2 separate regions of the Homo sapiens genome follow, and region 1 is linked to region 2. The links are chromatin contacts, found by Hi-C or POLR2A ChIA-PET in ENCODE. All regions are on one chromosome and are shown on one strand. The core of a region is the stretch at or near the end of the contact, and the rest is flanking DNA. Distances in the headings are between cores, read along the strand shown.

Region 1 (4,175 bases), core at 802-3,301, 38 kb before region 2:
CTCAGACTCTTCAGACCAGAATGCAGCAGCAGAAGGAAAGGCAGCCCCGCTCAGGGCCTGCCTGCCGTTTGTTCCAACCCTCAGCCAGGGCCCCTTCTCAAGTGCACATGCTTGACACCAGCCTGCACCTCCGGGTTCTGCCCACTGCCCAGTCCCAAGCAGCTATCCCTTGGCCACTGGCTGCACAGGCTACCTTGAGAGGGTGGACCATGGAAACAGGCCCACCCAGAACCTGGAAGTGGGCTTGGGCCATTCGGGCAGAGATTCTGGGGTCCTGAGTATGGAGCATGGGCTGGAAGGGGTGGGTGTGGGCATAGACTCTGTCTGGGCATCACCCTCAGCCCTGAGGACCCCCTCGCCCCAGGGACAAAGGGAGGCCTGCGGGGAAGGGATCTCCAAAGGGCAGGGCTTGCCTGGTCTCAGAGTGGTACTGGGTCACTTTGTCACACTGACTGGGCAGGCTTGTCCATAAAGTGAATTGAGAATAACTGGAAGCTTTTTTGAGAGTTTTCCCTATTCCATCTGGGATCTAAAGATTGCCCCTGGATTACTGACGATGCGAGAGGGATTTCTTTAGCCATGACTCTATGTTGGGGGAGATTCAGCACTAAGTACATTTCTCTTCATCTCTGGAAACAAATCCAAACTATAAAACCAAAACCAAAATAGAACAACGAAAAACAAATCCCTCTTCCTTCCCTTGACACACTCAGCCCATTTCTCTGTCGGTTTCCTTCAGCTCTGACACCCTCCAATCAGGCTCTCTCCCATCGTTCTTCTGCCTTTCCGTGCTCACTTTCCTCCCCCCGCCCTTCTTCCCTGGCTCCTGTCTTAATCCCTGCCATAGCGACAGGGAAAAAAACAACATAACACTGGGGCAGATGAGAGCTGAGTTTCAGAGCCCTACTGAGGAGCGCAGGCTAGCGGGGAACCAGGAGTTTCCATAACGAAACTGACAAGAGGAAAACCTTGAAATCTTGGAGGAGTAATGAGGAAAACCTTGGGGTTAGAGAAAGAAGAGGCCTTCCAAAAGCCCAGAGGAGGCCGAGATAAAAAGAACAAGGAAGGGCCAGGCGCAGTGGCTCACGCCTGTAATCTCAGCACTTTGGTAGGCCGAGGTGGGTGGATCATGAGGTCAGGAGTTTGAGACCAGCCTGGCCAACATGGCAAAACCCCATCTCTACTAAAAATACAGAAATTATCTGGGCGTGGTGGCATGCGCCTGTAGTCCCAGCTACTCAGGAGGCTGAGGCAGGAGAATCACTTGAACCTGGGAGGCGGAAGTTGCAATGAGATGAGATCATGCTGCTGCACTCCAGCCTGGGTGACAGAGTGAGACTCCATCTCAAAAAAACAAAAACAAAAAAGAACAAGGAGGAAGGGCTTTGGAAAGTTGGTAAAAGGTTAATCTATTTGCCCTCCATGCCACTTAGCCCCTGACCATCCCAAAACACAGAAGTCAACATCCTTGGGATGAATTATGAGCAGAGGGAGAAATTCCAGGGCAGGGGAGCAGACATCAGGAAAACTGAGATCCTTCTTCTGAAAGGACATAAAAAGTTAATATTTTTGTAAATTGGAACCCAAGCATTTCAGGCCTGGTGGGATGATAAGGGGTTAAAGCTTCCACGGAGCAAACCTAAAGTAGCTTGGAAGGGTGTGGCCCCCAATTTGATTTATTTTAGAAGCATGGAAAGCCAATGAATGTGCTTCTGGCCACAAGACAGGACAGGTGAGAAAAAAGAAAGGAAAGAGGCCTGGTTTGTGTTTCCTGGAAAGGGAGTGTCGTTACAGCTCTCCTGGGGAGCACACACACGCCTCTCGTAAATGTATATGAGCCCTGATTAGTTGGCTCCTGCTCACCACCCTAGCATGTTCCCAGTGGCTGGCTCCCTGGCGTTCTGGCACTCAGGGCTGCCAACACCTGCCAACAACAAGGAAGCTGGGTATTGGGGCTGCAGCTTTTGGAAGCTGCTTATGAAACAGATGACTAAGCCCTGGGGGCAGGGGGAGGGTGCAGCTCATGCCTAGCTCAGCGAGAACTCAATCCAAGTCAGCCTTGACCCGGTGCCAACCATGTGCCAGGCTAGTCCCTGGGGATGTGAAGATGACGAGGCATGGTCCCTGCTCCAAAGGACCAGGCATGCCCATAAAGAATTGTAATCAGAGGCATGAATCTGCAGAAGAGGAGAATACAGGGTTTGGCAGTGGACATGATTTCCCAGGGGGACAGTGATAGAGGCAAAAGAAGGGGGAAGGGGAGTTTCTCCATTCATGTAGTCAGGCTAAGAGTTTTAGCCTCTTCCTAAAGCACACACCCTCTTCCTCATGCCCTCTTAATCCAGTTAGTCTGGCTTCTGTCACCCAAGTGGCTCTCAGACTCTTTCCTCTTCTCCTGTCTTGGCTCAGGTCCTCATTTCTGGCTTTGGCCCAGGCTCTTTGCACTCAGCACTGCAGACAACTTCCTACAATTCAGGTCCAGTGGGCTTGCCCCCCTCCTTGAAGCTGTCTATTGTTTCCCATTGCCCCAGAATAAAAGCTAAGCCCCAAGGTCCTTCACATTGCAGCCCCAAGCTGCCTAAAGCCGAGGGCTCAAGGAGGCTTCAGTGTAGGTTTGACTCAATAGCACCACAATGTCATCAAAACCCCTTCTTCTTCTTGGTGTTTTCCTCTCTGCCCTCCATGGTGTTGTCTTCATGCTCAGGCAGGCTTTTCTCATGGTGAGAAAACGGCTGCCACAATTCCTGTTTTCACACCTATGCTCCATGCTGTATAGAAGGAGAAAGGGAGAGAGCTTCTTTCCCTGAACCTGCCAGCAAAGTCTTCTCCAGTCTCTCAGGTCAGAATTGGGTCATTTGCCCATCTGCAGGCAAGAAGGGATTTTGCTGATTAGTCTATACTGGGGCTATTTACCCCAAGCCTAGGCCAGGGTGGAGTCGACTTCCTCCAAAAAATATGGGAAGTGTAGGGAGGGTGGATACCCCAAGGAAAATGGGGTAGTTACTGAGAGAGAATGGATGCTGAAGAGGCCACCCTTCCAGCATCTCCTCCCGACAAGCCCCACCCAGCTACTTCTTTTTCCCAAACACGTCATGTTCTTTGGTGTCTCCCAAGCCTTTGCACATGCCTTCCCTTCACCTGGGATGGCTTTTCATTCCTCTTGCTCAGTGAATGCCTACTCATTTCTCAAATGCTTGCCCATCACTTTCCCTATTCTTTAGATACTGCAGTCAACTTAAGGACAGGTTCTTATTCACTCCTAGCATAATGCAATACCTGGCAAAAAGTAGGTGCTCAATAAATGTTTATCAAGTTAATGAACACTGCTGATGAGACAATAGCAAATCCCAAGTTCACAACAAAGAGCTAGTATGTCTTCAAAATCTCTTCCCAACATCTAAAATGTAACAAATATAAGTAGAATTGTAGTGTATAAAGCTAGGATGGGTTCAGGTAAAGAAATGTTGAGGGGCCAGAGTTTGTCCAAGCATCTCTAGCATCATCCCAGAAAAAGGGCTCCCTCCCAGGCTGGCAGGAATGTTTTAGTTCTCCTGGCAGGTTTGTAGGTCCTGAAATGGAAAGGGACCTATCAGGCTCTCATAGTCCGATCCATTAATCTTCTAACCATTTAGACTAGCCTACTGGGAAGAGATTGAAATGGTCAGCCAACTCAGGCACTCTCATCTGGCTGACAATTATAGTCTTACTGTTCTTGAATAACTTGGCCTTCTGGTTTACCAGAGAATCTGCATTTCATTAGCATGGTTTGGTCTCTGAGACCAACACTATCAGTTGCTTCCTCGCTATTTTCTTCCTTAGTCACAGAATCCCTGAATTTTAGCCAGCGACTTGGTCACCTAGAACACAGAGTACATTTCTCAGCCTCCCTTGCAGCTAGATAGGGCCATATGACTAAATCCCGACAAATGGATGTAAATAAAAGTAATATGTGTGTAACTTTTTGGAAGTGCCATGAAAAGGTGGTAGTGTGTCCTTCTTCCCTTTTCCTTTTCTGCAGGCTGGAAGGTGGTCGCACTGGCTGGAGCTGGAGCAGTCATCTTGGACTGTTGTGGAATTTGGAAATATAGCCCATGCATGGTGGACCAACAGATAGAAGGAACTTGGGTTAAATATTGCACAAAGAGCCATATCAGTAGCCCTCAAGACCTACCTAA
Region 2 (4,258 bases), core at 752-3,251:
TCTGCTGGGAGGTGAGAGTCTGGGACTGCCAGCAACCATTGATTCCATGATGTGGAGAAAGCCTGTCTGAAGAATAAAGTCAAGCAGAAAGAGAAAGAGAAAGACCGTGCCCTGGATCCAGCTGTTCCTAAAGCCAGCTGCAACCCTGAACTTCCCAGGTACACTCATAAAGACAAGCTCTCTTTTACTTGAGCTGAATTGAGTTGGGTTCTGTCACTCAAAAATGAAAGACTCTAGAGTAATAAAAGATTCAAAACTCAGGTGACATGTTCTGTTTGTCTCTTTCCTTTAACCCTAATGTTTAATCTGTTGAAACTCACATTTGTCCCTTCTGCTGCTACATGTTCCTGGCCAGATTCTCTTTGTCTCATACTTGGAGGCTGCCTGATGGGGAGAACTGTAGGATTCAAGCCAGACAGAGCTGGGTGAATCCCAATGCTACTACTTACTCATTGATCATGTGAACTTGGACTTCTCTGGCATTCAGTAACTTCATTTGTAAAGTGGGACAAATAACCTCTACCACGCAGAGCTGCTGTGAGTATGAAATGAGACGTCTATAAGAGCCCAGTGGGGACTCAATAAGGGGTAGCTATTATTACTATTTTTACAGCAGCCCCATTTGATCCATCAGTAGGAGAAGGTGATGCATCAATCCTGTTTTCAGTAGAGGGCATTAATCATGTTCTCTGAGCTCAAACATAAAAATAGGATCATGGTCCAGCTGAGAAAACCAAGCCCTGGAAGCTGTGGATGGCTGGGGGCCATTGGGTAGAACAAGAGGTGATGAAACCACTGGAGGAACGAGGCTTGGGCAGGGGTGGTCTCCTGGCACCAAGGAGAGGTGCCCTGGCTAACGCAGCCCCAGTCTCCACAGCAGCCAATCAGAGGCAAGTGCACAGGTAGGCTGAGGCAGCCATCTCCGGAGAGGCCAGGCCAGTCCCGGAAGGAGAGCCTTCTTCCAGGTGAGGTTGAGAGTGCGGTCATTGCTCAGAGACTTAGCAGACTTATGATTTGCTCTTAGTGTATAGTTGTAGGTGCTCTACAAAATACTGAAAGTGGAATCTATTGTTTCTTTTTTTTGACCACTAGCTTGGCTCGTTATTTCTGAAGAAAGAGAACAGGGCCAGGAGTCTGACATCTGAGGCTTCAACCCCATTTGCGACTGATAAGCTATATGACCTTGGGAAACTGGTCTCCCCTCTCTGGGCCTTGATCCCCTCACCTGTGAAGGGGGTCAGTAAGGGGTGGCAGATGTTCTCTAAGGGCCCTTCCGATGCTAACATTCTAAGTCCGGTCCATCTCAGGCCTGGAGGAAGCCAATCAGGCTGGGCCCAGCCCCCCCACGATCCCAAACTGCACCAAAGTTTTGTTTTCAAGGAGGCCAAGGCAGCCGGGTATAGTGGCTCACCCCTGTAATCCCAGCACTTTGGAAGCCGAGGCAGATGGATGGCTTGAGTCCAGGAGTTTGAGACCAGCCTGGACAATGTAGCAAAACCCTGTCTCTACAAAAAATACAAAAATTAGCCAGATGGGTGGCACACATGTGTTGTCCCAGCTGCTGGGGAGGCTGAGGTGGGAGGATCACCTGAGCCAGGGAGGTCAAGGCTGCAGTGAGCCAAGATTGTGCCCCACTGCACTCCAGCCTGAGTGACACAGTGAGACCCTGTCTCCAGGAAAAAAAAAAAAAAAAAAAAAAAAAGGAGTCCAAGGCAGGACGTGGGGAGCCATAGCTATTTATCCTGGGAGAAATGATGGGGTGTGTGCTTGGAGAGGGAGAGCCCAGGGGACAGTATCCCCACTGGATAGTGCCACCTCTGTGACACCTCCCCTTGGAGAAAGGTGAACCAGGAGCTAGGGGTGAGCAGCTCTGTTTAACAGCTTTCCATTTGTTTACCAAAAAAATATTGTTTCATCATAAAAATTCCCAAAATAGTTCCTTCCCTGGTCAGACTGACTGGCGGGCGCCCAGCTTGGGAGCCCAGCCGTGCTGGAGACACACTCTCAGGAAGGCAAAATTAGCTGGAAAGGTCGGGAGCCGCAGTTTGGGGACCACCAGCCCCACACATCCTGTGGGGTGGGTGCAGAGGGTTAGAGCCACAAAATCACCTTTCTAGGGGTCTTTCTCTGGGCAGTGGCAGGATTTCCCCCAGAGGCTCAACAAACTTATTTTTAGCTAAGAAGGGCTTCCTCTGCTCTTGGCGAGGGAGGGGGTCATGTCTCCTTGGCTGGAAGTGACACAAATGTTTTACCCTCTGAGGGAATGCACCCTCCCACACTCATTCTGGCTAACACTCTCTCATCTCACAGCCCCTCAATGGCAGCTCTTCAGAGAGCCCTTCTCTTAAAGCCTTCTCCCCAAAATGGCCCAAATTAGGACCTTGGTTATAGAGTCTCGTAGAATGCTGCCTTTTATTCTTGGAGAACTTACCCCTGTTTGTACCTATAAGTATGAAGGTCTGTCATAGAACATTACTCAATACATATCCCCAGTGCCTCACACATAATAGGTTCTCAATAAGTCTGTGTTGAGTGGTGGGTGAATGCTCCCTCTGTCTGGGACCCCAGACACTTCCCAGGGACATGCCAGTCTTATGGGGACCTGTGTGTATTTGAGGATGAGAGAGTGAGGAAGAGGGATAAATAAAACATTTCCACTCCATCCCTGCGACTAATCTCTTCTTCTGCCACTCACCCCAACCTAGCCAGAGCAGGACCCCACAGAGGAAAATGACCCATAGTTAAGCAACAGAATCATCCTCACAGATGAGCCTTGCAACAGCAGCCCAGAGCCTCCAGGCTGCATTGCCAAGCAAATGTGGCAGGCACTCGCATGGCCTCCGGAAAGGCCGACCAACCCCATCCCTACCACCTCATGCCTGAAGTCTTCCTTAGTCTTAGTGAAGTGGGAATAAATTCACCCTTAGAATACATTGCTAATTTTTACTGATCTGCAACATGCAATGTAAGTTAAAACATTGCCTGGGGCTGGGCGTGGGGGCTCAGGCCTATAACCCCAGCACTTTGGGAGGCCGAGGTGGGTGGATCACTTGAGGTCGGGAGTTGGAGACCAGCCTGGCCAACATGATGATACTGGTGGTGCATGCCTGTAATCCCAGCTACTGGGGAGGCTGAGGCTGGGGAGGCAGAGGCTGCAGTGAGCCAAGATTGTGGCACTGCCCTCCAGCCTGAGCAACAAAGCAAGACTCCACCTCCGAGAAAAAAAAAAACAAAAACATTGCCTGGCTTTGCAACTCAGCTTTAAGACAAGTCTCCACCCTACATCCTGGGAAAAGAGAGAGAAAGAGAGAGAGAAAATGATACGAAGAGTGAAGATGTTTCCTTGGGCCATTCCACTCAGTAAATATGGGCTCCACAGTAAGACTGAGGAAAAAAGATGGCAGATGCTTCCCCAATTGGTCTCATTTACCACAAACCTTGGCACCTTATGGCACCTTTCAATGGGCTCTAATGTATAAAATGTGTATTTTTCTATATCTTGACCCCTAAATGCAAGGCAACTACTTTGTGACACATAAAGCCATGTATATGCTATGTTAGTAGAGAAGTTATCTTCACAAGTAATTTTACTGGATATGATTTTCTTCTTTACACACTGACTTTAGAATGTGACTCCCACTTAGCATCCAACTATATTGTTATTTGCATCTATTGAGAAAAAAGCAGACCGTAGAGCCAAGCAAGAGAAACAAAAAACAATCCTCTGGAATTCTACCACTCAGGGAGAACCACTGTGCATTTCTGAGGGGCTGTTTTTTAAGGCAAGCGTGTGTACAAATGTGTATTAATTCCATCAATATCTCATACAGGGAAAACCAGACAGATGTTCTTTTGAAGGTTACAAGTTGGTTTTTTCTTTTTTCCAAAGTCTTTTCTTTCCAAATACAGTGGGATTTTCAAACTCCCCTCCATATTCTGGGTTGATTTTCTGCACTGTTAAAATGTGTGCCAGATAATCTTGACATCCTTGAGTCTAAGCGGGTGAGAGTCAGGATTCATTGGAAAAGATGGCTGAAGGGGCTGGGCATGGTAGCTCTCGCTTATAATCCCAACACTGTGGGAGGCCGAGGCAGGTGGATCACTTGAGGTCAGGAGTTTGAGACTAGCCTGGCCAACAAGGTGAAACCCCGTCTCTACTAAAAATACAAAAATTAGCTGGGCATGATGGCGCTTGCCAATAGTCCCAGCTGCTCGGAGGCTGAGGCAAGAGAATCGCTTGAACCAAGGAGGCGGAAGT

The links. A loop is a pair of places that touch in the nucleus more often than their neighbours do. ChIA-PET counts read pairs that join two places held with the same protein, here RNA polymerase II (POLR2A). Pooled maps may share reads with other maps.
Region 1: a loop to region 2 is called in a map of tibial artery, with 3 times the contacts of the local background. The contact joins two enhancer-like sites. A Hi-C loop is called at or near these places in 8 of 168 maps with a recorded cell type or tissue (aorta, ascending aorta, breast epithelium and 4 more) and 5 of 50 pooled maps. POLR2A ChIA-PET finds 5 or more read pairs at or near these places in 5 of 52 experiments (CD4-positive, alpha-beta T cell, GM10248, GM12878 and 2 more).

What each region holds. Positions count from the first base shown.
Region 1 is chr14:75,398,252-75,402,426 of GRCh38, reverse strand. No RefSeq gene overlaps it. Among named protein-coding and RNA genes, the nearest start is that of JDP2-AS1, 27 kb to the left of the region's middle. Within about 2 kb of position 2,051, at least 26 of the 41 ENCODE cell types and tissues checked have a DNase peak (open chromatin) inside an H3K27ac peak, as active enhancers do; they include ascending aorta, heart left ventricle and tibial artery, where a contact is called at or near this core.
Region 2 is chr14:75,359,939-75,364,196 of GRCh38, reverse strand. No RefSeq gene overlaps it. Among named protein-coding and RNA genes, the nearest start is that of JDP2-AS1, 66 kb to the left of the region's middle. Within about 2 kb of position 2,001, at least 5 of the 41 ENCODE cell types and tissues checked have a DNase peak (open chromatin) inside an H3K27ac peak, as active enhancers do; they include ascending aorta, heart left ventricle and tibial artery, where a contact is called at or near this core.